2 separate regions of the Homo sapiens genome follow, and region 1 is linked to region 2. Evidence: chromatin loops called from intact Hi-C (ENCODE). Cell type or tissue: mammary epithelial cell. All regions are shown on one strand. Each heading gives the region's core, and the rest is flanking DNA. Links, peaks and the distances in the headings are about the cores only. Region 1 overlaps MIR100HG (mir-100-let-7a-2-mir-125b-1 cluster host gene). Region 2 overlaps LOC107984402 (a long non-coding RNA gene).

Region 1 (5,384 bases), core at 88-5,087, 300 kb after region 2:
CTTCCTGTTAAGATTTATGAACCCAGACTGTAACACCATTTCTCAACATATCTTCAAGTTGATGATTTCATTTCAATAGTAAAGTTGACCATAATGGAAAGTGAATTAAAGGAAATCAAACAAACAGATATCGAGGGTTGTGTGAATTTGTCAAAAATGACTTACTAATTAAAAATATTAATTCACAAGTAGGTCACCAAGAGCCCCTTTGCTTTGATTATTCATGTAAAGCCCGTTAGTCTGTAAATTATTCACTTAAAAACTAGAACTCCATCTAGTCTATGAAGTCTAAAACAAATATTCCTTAAGGTCAAATTTCCTAGGACTCTCACATTCCCATTAAAGGTAGACAGAGATCCCATTTAACCGATGACAAAACAGAAGCTCAGAGTCTTAGCTAAGGCCACATCATTATGGACAAAGTCACAAGGCTCAGATTTCTTGAATTTTCTTATAGATGTCAATTCAATTGTAATTAATAATGTATTAAGTACCTGCTCTGTGCCAGACCCTGGATTAGGGGATGGGGCTACATAAGTTTCTTTTCTTTTCTTTTTTCTTTTTTTTTTTTTTTGAGACAGAGTCTTGCTCTGTCACCCAGGCTGGAAGGCAGTGGTGCAATCTCAGCTCACTGCAACTCCGCCTCCCAGGTTCAAGCGATTCCCCCGCCTCAGCCTCCTAAGTAGCTGGGATTACAGGCATGCACCACCATGCTGGGCTTTTTTTTTTTTTTTTTAGTAGAAACAGGGTTTCACCATGTTGGTTGGGCTGGTCTTGAACTCCTGACCTCAAGCAATCCACCCACCTTGGCTTCTCAAAGTGCTGGGATTACAGGCGTGAGTCACGGCGCTCGGCATAAATTTCTGACATAGTCCCTGCCTTTAAGGAGTTCAATGCAAGAGACCCTGTCTCCCTGATTATTTAATATCTTTCTTTGGCTGACTTCGAACTCCAGTGAAGTAATGAAAGGAATAGTAATGATTGTTGATTTTTACATTGAAGAAATCTTGTGACAGAAAGAATTTCACCAGGAGGAGAATCAAGGTCCTCACACTGACCACGCACTATTTAATCAAGGCACCAAGATGTCCTATATCTTGGTGTTGAAGAGATTAAAAGTGCCCTATTGTGGGCTATTAATATTTCATACCATAACACAATGTAGAGATACCATGTGAAAAAATGATGAGCTTGTAGAAAAGGCAGTGAGAATTGGAGCTCAAGCTCAGAGAAGAATAAAAGCTAAGTATGAACAAGTCACATTTTACAATTTAAAAATAACATGATGTTCAGATATATTCCCAAAACAAAGACATAGTAGAACTGGTCTGCACTCTTGTTATTCTCTTCATTATATGAGTACAAGGTTGAGTTTGGGAGGTCTACATTTTTCAAAACACTAGCACCACCACTTTAGCAAATGTTCAGGTTAAGGCAATAAACTTGTGTGGCTGGGAACTGGAGACCAAGTTCTGGTCTCCACTGTAAAACTTACTGACTTTATAACCAAAGGTAAGGTTATTTTGGGTGGTGGAAAAGGTGAAAATAAGACAACTGCAGACAGGACTTTTTAAGGAAATTGAAGTTTTCCATAAAGCATTAAAAGCTATAGAAATATAAGGTCATATTTATTCAGTCACCATTTTAAGCACCTATAATATACTCTGAGTAGCACCAAGTCCTGGGGATACCCAAGTGCATATACTGTCATCACGTGGCATCCATGAAGAATTGGTTCCAGGATCCCCTGCCAATACCAAAATCTGCAGATGCTCAAGTCCTTTATATAAAATGTCTAGTATTTGCATGTAACCTATGCACATCCTCCTGTATACTTTAAATCATCTCTAGATTACATATGATATCTAATAAAATGTAAATACTATGTGAATAATTGTTATATTTTATTGTTTAGGGAATTACAAGAAAATAATCTGTAGGTGTGCAGTACAGACACAACAATCCTTTTTTTTTCCAAATGTTTTTGATCCAGAGTTAATTGAATCCCCAGATGTGAAATCCATGGATGTGAAGGACCAATGGTAACAAACCATTGGTGTTTTTTATTCATTACTAGAATAGCTGGGAAACATCCTTAGAACATCAGTCCAAAGTGACTTGAAGTGTAAAAAAATTGGATATAAGAGAGCTTTTAAAGAGAGTTAAGTTTCCTTCATTAGAAAAAAAAAAACTAGGGAAGGTAGGCCTAATAACTTTAAAAAATTCATGGCGTCATTTTAAGAAGAGCTTAGGTCAGCCAGTATGAAAACAAAGAAAAAGAAAAGTTAGCCTCAAGTCATAGAGGAAAAAAAAAAAAAAAGATTTGGAAAGAGATTAGGGAGACTGATTTTTCTGGAACACTAGAGCTAGTTATTGGGGGAAAAAAAACCCCGTGGAATTGCTCTGCTGGAAGCATTTGGAAAGTAATTAGCTAATTCTCTTTCTCAATGTGTTTAAAGATAAGACTAAAAGTGGGTGCTAGAATACTCCTTTTCTTGAAGCTCCGCTTCTAGAACTCTGAATGGCAATGAGGTGGATTAAAAGTCTATTCTCTTCTCCCTCCCTTATTTGGCTGGCATGTCTAATTCCAGAATTGGAAACTCATAGACATTGCTATGAAATGTATCATAGATCATGACTCACTATGAAAAGGACAAGTGTGCAAGTTGCCTTACCAGTGAAAAATCCTCTGCCTGCCCTCTTTCTTCCTGAGACAAGACTTCAGTTCTTTCTCTCTGATTCATATCCTGAGGAAATCAACATGATAAAAAATGGCTGCGTTCAATTAAAAAATGTCTCCAACCCACACTTTAAAAACATAAGCTCTTTTCAATCCAGATATGGATTATCTTCCTGAGAAAGTCTTTTCCTTCAGAAGAATTTTGTGCCATTTAAGATAGGCAAAACAGGCAGAATGCCATTCCTGCAATGAAAGTTACGCATTTAGCCAACAGATTTGCAAAGTGCATCTGCCATGGCAATGGATTTAAAGATGGGAATTAGTAGGAGAAAGAACTATGGTTTATTTGAGCCCACCAGCATCAGGTATTCTAGGTACTCTTCAACAGCAGCAGTTAACATTAATTGAATGCTTGCTAGGTATCAGGTACCATTCTAAGTTTTCCTTGCATTATTTCATTTAATCCAAACAAGTTCATGACATAAATCCTATTATGGATCCTAACTCACAGATGAGGAAAATGAGGCTCATCAGAGGTTAACCAATTTTTTCAATATGAGGTAGCAAGTAGCAGAGAGGGCTTTCAAATCAGAACTGTCTGACATCAGAACTTAAACTTCTAACTATTCCTCATACAGTCTTTTAGGAAAAGGTAGATACAAGATCTCCATTGTGGATATGAGAAAATGGAAACTCAGAGAAGAAGAGTAGCTTGATTAAGAGCACAAAGATTACTGATGTTTTTGGCCTAGGATTTGAGCTCAGGTCAGGAGGACTCCAATGTTCACGTTCCAGTCATATCGATAGAAAACCTAGGAGATGAGTAGATGTCCTGACATTCATTCCACGTAGATTATTTTTAATTCAAATAAGCAAATGCCCACTATGTATAAAACTCTGTACAAGTCTTACTGCATGTAAGACTTTGAAGATAGTATGAAAAAATTAAATATATTGTACCTGCCTCCAATGAACTTTAAATTCTAGTTGACAGAGAAAACACACAGATGAATAAACTAAGATCAGTTGCAAAGTATTGTGACACCATAGGTAAAATAATATCCTACGCATTAAATAGATTCAGAAGAAATGCTGGGAGAAGCAGTGATTAGAGAAGAAAATTGATCAAGAAAAGCTTCCTTGGAGAGGTATAAAATGATATGTATGATGAATAGAGTTGATCCCATTGCCTGACTCCCTGTCTATTTTTGTGGGTAGAAAAAAAAAGATACTTTGGAGAACCTATATGGAGAGAAAATATGATCTTAGCACCTATGGGAAACGTCCTATGAAAGATACGGCTCACAATTACAGAGCCATGGAAAGGTTGAAGGACAGGGAAGGATTTCTCTGTGATTACAGTTAAAACTACTAGTGATTACTCTTTCTCTTGGCTAGTAGTTTTCCATAGGGTCCCATCAAATATAAACTATAATAGTTACAGATCAAATCTACACTCATTCTTTATGAAAAAAAGGCAAACAGCCAGAAGAGAGGGAGAGGAAAAGTTCATTTCAGCATTTTCAAGGGATTTTCCATGAGATCTAGCCAGTAATAGAAGAGAAAAAAATTTTTTCTGAATAAGGAATGGGCTCGAATGCTGATTGCTTATTTCACCTCCCACCTCCCCGGCAAACCCCCAATTTAATAAATAATTGGCTATTAAAAAGAACCTTTGGATGGTAAGCATGTATTCCTCAGTTATAAGATTTATCCAAGCTACGTTCAACTTTTTTTCAGTCTAAAGCATGGACTTCAGCCTTCAAGAGGACTATTTACTGAGACTTCTGTAAGAACATTATCTTCTTATAAACTAGAAGCAAGAAGTATTCAAGGTGTTAATGAGTATTACTAAATAAAACAGTTCTAAAGTCAAATCACTGGGAAAGCAAATGTTTTACTTTATTGTATTATTTTTATTTTACAGCCTTAACTATGCTGATGTACATTTTGAATGTCCAGTGGGGACATATTCAGGATTTCTTAAACTTGTTTGACCTTAGAATACCTCCTTATTTTGTAGAATTTGTATTGATATCTCATAGACTTCATATTCCAAGAAAAGAGTCATGCTCTCTTTCCTTACATAAGTTTTAGAAAGGTAGCTCTTAGAACAGTTAGGTCCAGGTGGATGCAGTAATGGATGGAGAAAGAGGACTACCAACTGGCCATAACTTCAAGCCCATAGCTGGGAGTGATGGGCCTCCACTTTCAGCTTCCTTGAATTCATCATTAAGCAAGAGTGAGTGACAAATCTCTAATGTTTCTTTTGATGCTTTTCAGGGCCACGTTCACAGCCACATGGAAAAGCACTGGCGTCACTCTCCTCTATAATGATCAGCTCAGTGTTGGTATCAGTGGGAACGAGGGAGACAAAGCAGGGGTTTCTTCCCACAAGATGGCCAAGGGCTGTCTAGAACTGATGGAGCACGTGGAGTGAAGGATCATTTACACTGCATGCCTGAACACACTGTGTCAATTACATTTTAGTATTTCACCCATAGTCTTTGAAAAGCACTCAAAAGAGTTCAGATTCTTTTAGTGGGTCGTTCTGTATCTGTTAGATGTTCCTTGCCCTTGCCTACATCTGACCAGAGTATAAGACTAATGAAATCAAACTTCTCTAAAGGCCACTTGTATGAGTGTGACTTTAAAATGCTGCCATTGCTTATGGTCATTTAAAGAGGAGGAAATGGAGACAGTG
Region 2 (5,384 bases), core at 87-5,086:
CAGAGGAATTAGACTATAGTTCATTTCCCTGAGGCAACCTTGTGAAGTAAAAAAACTGTGGACTTGTAGACTTTGGAGTGAGTCAGACCTGGTTTCCAATCCAAGTACTGCTACTAAACCTTTGTAAAGTGAGTTTAATAATACTTATCTTGGGGATTGCTGTGAGGATTAAATAAAACAATGTATGTAAAGTGACTAGCATAGAGTAGATTTTAAATAAATATGATTTTCTTTCTCCCTTTCCATTTTCCCTTTGCTTATCTAATTTCAGCACCTGTTTTTGAGGAGTGTCCTTCCAAAGCAGGTTATGAACTGGGTCTCCCAGACCAGTGTTTCCCTCTGCATTGCCAGCAATCCAGGCAGGAGGAACATTCAGGGCAGCGTAGCCTGTGGAACTACCTGGCTCCATTCCACTAGTCACAGAAACCCACATTGTGAGTTGGCAGCACCAAGGCACAGGATGGACATCCCACAGTCCTTCAGCCTGGGCGCCTTAAATGGCTTGTCATACACCAACAGAAACTGATTCCTGATTTACATGCCTTTGGAAATAGTTGTGGCATTGTGGTTCATGTTCCACAAATCCACACTGGATTGGGCAGATGTCCAAAGCAGTGTTGCCACAATCCCTAAGAGCCTCCAGTAATTTCCTTCTTGAGTTCCTCACTCTTTGGAGCCTGTTTAGAAGTCTCCAATCAGTTAGGGCATTTTTTGGCTACTTCTAACGTTTTGCCTACTCAATTCACTTATTAATTCTGTTAAATGTATACCTTTCAAATTAGATTTGCATTTAGTAGATGATTTACTTAATCAATCAATGGGAAAGTTCCAAGAATTGCAATATCCCTATTTCCAATAATTTGTAGAATCTTAAAGAGGTCATCCCTCTCATCTGTATCAGAAGCAGCACATCTATGGCAAGCAAGCCAGCTCATTAGACTTAACCTTTTAAGGAGTTATCCACACTAAGAATAGCTCAACATTACAGCACACTCCCTTTTTAATGGAGTTATACTGAAGCTGTTCCTCATTCTAGGATAGAATTTGCTTTAACGTTGGCATCTCCCCATATATCCTGTAAGCCAGCCGTCCACAGCCTCGCCTATGATGTACTGCTTTTACACTGTTCCAGAAAGTGACTTAAAAATCTGAAAATCTGCAGACAGGCAGTGTTGGGAACCCCCATGCAGAGATTAAACTAGCCTCCCTACGCGAGACTGAGGGCAAAGAAATAATCCGCTTCTTGTCCTCTCCCCTAAGCCCCAATCTTGCTTTCAAATTCCTATTGCACTTTCACTTCCTCAATGAAACCTTTCCCAATTTAACTCCATTCAGTTTCATTGCTCTATTCACTCCCTAACATGAATAGTTATTATTTAAAAATTTATTTAGCTCTTCTATCTGTCAGATCCTGTGCTAAGCACTTTATATTAATTATCTCATTTACTTCTCAAAATAACCCTGTGAAAAAGATATTATTTTCGTTTCATACATGAGGAAACTGAAGCTCAGAGGTTAGTGAATCTGTCTGGTGTCACACAGCCTGTGTTAGAGCCAGGACTGTAAGTCAGGTCGCTCTGTCTCTAGAACCTCCCTTAACTATCCTAAAATGCTACCTATCCCACGAGGCTTTCTTGCTGTTCTCCTAACCAACCCCAACTGATTCCACAGTTCTTGTGACTGAAGAGTTTAACACTCATTTCCTTGTGTATCTGCCTCTCTAGTTTGTTAGACTAAGAATCACAAAGGCAAGACATCCATGGTCCAGAACTTTACTCTGGTGTAGTGGAAAGAGTGCTGAACTTAAAAGTATCATAATTTGAAGGCCAACTCTTGGCTTCTGTTCTTCTTATCTGCGTGAACTTTGGTTGAGCCAATCTTGCTGGACCCATTTCCTTATCTTTAAAATGATGGCTATAAGGCCTATCTTGGAAATTCTGTGGGCACAAATGTTAGGTAAAGCACTGCAAAAATGTAGAACATTCTTTTATATCATCTCTCAAAGCCCCTTAGAGAGAGTTTTGTTTTCAGAGGGTGATAAGTCACTTGTGGTAATTTTAGAAGCTTGGGAAAATAGTGCTCCAAGTAGATACCTGGTGCAGCAGCAAAGTGACTGTTCAAAGGAGCCTGAAGATCTGGCCTGGGTTCCTGCTGGGTGACGGACGAGGAGCCAAGCAACAGATTCCCAGAGCCATTTCCTTTGCTGAACAATGGGAAAGTGGAATGATGTGACTGGCAAGGTGCCAGGCAGCTGTTCTTCCAATCCTTGGAGGATAGCAATGGTCTCACATTGCAGGGAGAGGGATTGAAGTTAAACCTGAGGAAGTTATTTCCTGAGTATAGGCACTGTGAGGCTCTGGAATGCAAGGTTAAAGAAGGCCGGAATGCCCTTCTTTGAGAATGCTGAAAAAAGAACAAAAACCCAATCTCTTTGAATGTTGCATTGCCTGGAGGCAGAAGAATGGATTCATTCCTTTTGGACTAAGGCATCAATATTGAGAAATAAGATCTGCTTCTTGTGTCATCTCACTTGGCATAATAGGAAACTTCTTTTCAATCCTTGTAAGAAGTGACACATGTATCCCCTACTCTAGTAATTATCTCCACACCTCTTCCCTTCCCCAAACATCTGGTCCAGCTCTCTGTTGACATCAGTTCATTCAAGTGGGCTGACTTCTTGTCCATAAGTTCTTCAGGAAGTACATGCCCCTAGGAGCAAGAGCCCAATGCCTAAGAAAGCTTCAAGAGTCCAAATAGACCATGGAATGCACCATGCAAGTGCGGCAGAAGATACCTTCCCAAGACTGTTTTTATAGGCAACATCTACCTGTGGGTTTTACTTTGCAATTGCAACCTTAAGTGCTCCACCCATCAATCATCGACCACAAATACATAGCATTGGCTTTGTGAGCAAGAATGCACAAACCCTTTCCCTTTATTGTCTCCTTCCTGCCAACAGAGAAAACACTTAATTAAAAGTCATTGGGAATTCCTCCAAACAAAAGAGAAATGAAGCTTTTGAAAGGTGCAACATGTGTGAGGCCTGGACCCATAAAATCATTAACCTTCAGAAACCTAGGAGTTGCCAACACAATGCTGAGGAGTGTGGTGTTTCCATTGCACAATGTCAATGAGCACGTCAAGGAAATATTCAGCCACATAAACGAGCTTGCAAGGCTGTCCCACTTCTTTTCAGTGTTCCTAACCTTCTCAGTGTCCCTGAGACACAGTTGCTCCAGGTGGATACTTCTTACAATTTGAGATAAAATTCTCACTTTCCAAGGCTTGAATTTTTCACCACAAAAACAGAATAATTTAATTGTTGTTTTAGTACGTGGACCAGCACCATTTGCATGGTCCTCAAAAACAGCATTAAAGTAAAGATTCTTAGCTTGAGATCTATGGGTCAGTTTCAGGAGTTTTTGAACCTATTAAAATTACATTGAAAATATGTTTATGTGCTTGTTTCTGGAGAAGATGGTCTAAAGCTTTCTTTATATTCTCTTGATGGGCAGGTGGTGATGGTTGGGTTAGTAATTTTAGAATGTAAACAACTACTGCATTCAAGGCAAATGCCCTTCAGTTACTCCTCTACCAACAAAGAGTCCCTGGCACATGGCACATAGATCTCCCACCATTGATTTGCTGAAGGAGGTCCTTCTTCTTTATGGTAATATCTAAGCAGAGGCAGTAGCATTACACATCAGGCAAGCCACGGGGATTTGTCATCAGAAGCAGCAGACATAGAGAGATGCTAGTCTAGATGATCTCTGGATCTCTTCACTCTGAGGTCCTAGGTAGGTCCAGTAAACTGTGACCCAGAAATGGAGCTTTGGATCACATAATGGGCATTTTATTTTTGCTTTTCTTTTAAGGGAATATGTAGTTCTCATGCCTTTCTGGTCTTCAGGAGACTGAATCTGACGAGCAGAGTAAGAATGGAGTGTTTTGGCTACAGACGCCTTTTACCTGGGGGTGTTTGGGTCAGGGGATGTCGGAAGTGGATGGTTAGACAGGGTGCCCAAGGCCAAGCAAATGGCCTTTGAAAGTTCAGGTGATGCTCATGGGACACCTGTGGGCAGGAAATTGCCTGTGATCTAATTGTGTTTGGAAAGGCCATACATGACTTTTCTTTTTTAGCATCATCAGGAATCACTTTTAATATTTTAAGTTTAATTTTTATTGAGACGGAATCTCCCTCTGTCGCCCAGGCTGGAGTACAGAGGCGTGATCTGGTCTCACTGCAACCTCCAACACCCAGGTTCAAGCGATTCTCATGCCTCAACCTCCCGAGTAGCTGGGACTACAGGCCATGCCACCATGCCCGGTTGATTTTTTTTTTTTTTTTGTATTTTTAATAGAGATGGAGTTTTGCCATGTTGGCCAGGCTGGTCTTGAACTCCTGACCTCAGGTGATTGGCCCACCTTGGCCTCCCAAAGAGCTGGGATTACAGGCTTGAGCCACCATGCCAGGGCCAGGAATCACTTTTAAGAGTTGATGGTTCTGTTGTCTTTTCATTATATGGTGCTAAGAATTAATTTGGTTGTAGTCTCCACTAGCAACTTCTTGCCCTTGGGTTCAGTAGGAACAAGATCTTCCAAAACAAAATCGACACTAACAAGGTATCATAACGTGGTTACTCAATCTGGATCCAAACCTCCCTCACCTTCTGGGTTCCTAGGTCTGAGCATGAAGGGGGCAGGGTACCCAAGTAATGACTGAATCATCAGCACAGCCCAGCAACCACAGGCAGAGATCAGTGGAAAGTTACAACAAACCCCTGTTGCTCAGTAGAAGAAACAAAAAAAGCCTAGCATGAGAGAGACATAAGGTGGAGTAACTTAATTATTAATTAGCTAATTTGTTCAAAAAATGTTAATGTCCTTACCATGTAGATAGCTCTGCAGCACGGCATGAGCCACTGTGGGAGAATCTGTCCTCAAGGAACTTGTAAGCCCCTTACATAAGCCATAAGACTTTGAAAGCTGAAGTGCAAAGAACCCAATTAGCTAACTACGTACAGACAGTAACTGCTGTGGGAATTTAGAGAAGGGAAAGATCTATGGGGACAAGAAATGCATTATGGAAGTAGTGAGAATCTGAGTGAATTTAGAACATGAGTAAAATTGGGTGGAGATAGGTGGTAGGAGAATTCCAAGTTTGGAGGGAAAAGATGGAGTACAGTTGTAGAATAAGAAAGTTATCAGGTGTTACTGATCTATCATGAGTTAACATGAAGCTATTATGAAAGACCTAAATGTCGTGTAAAAGGGTTTAGATTTCATCTTTTAGACAGCAGCTTTTAAAACTTTTTATTACAGGCTCATGCCTGTAATCCCAGTACTTTGGGAGGTTAAGGCGGGAGGATCCTTTGAGTCAGGAG

Evidence for each region. Peaks named below come from ENCODE experiments on the same cell type or tissue, not always from the same donor. Only the 100,000 strongest peaks of a DNase experiment are listed, where the experiment ranks them.
Region 1: it touches region 2 in a loop (3-fold over the local background); 4 of 110 quality-filtered maps call a loop at or near these places.

Annotation. Positions count from the first base shown.
Region 1 is chr11:122,186,779-122,192,162 of GRCh38, forward strand. All of the region lies in intron 2 of MIR100HG (mir-100-let-7a-2-mir-125b-1 cluster host gene), which reads right to left. Among named protein-coding and RNA genes, the nearest start is that of MIR100, 37 kb to the left of the region's middle. In mammary epithelial cell, for the core only: no CTCF peak of the experiment used is centred there; a DNase peak (open chromatin) is centred at 2,633; H3K27ac peaks cover 4,360 bases.
Region 2 is chr11:121,890,063-121,895,446 of GRCh38, forward strand. All of the region lies in intron 2 of LOC107984402 (a long non-coding RNA gene), which reads left to right. Among named protein-coding and RNA genes, the nearest start is that of MIR125B1, 210 kb to the right of the region's middle. In mammary epithelial cell, for the core only: no CTCF peak of the experiment used is centred there; DNase peaks (open chromatin) are centred at 529, 2,999 and 4,699; H3K27ac peaks cover 730 bases.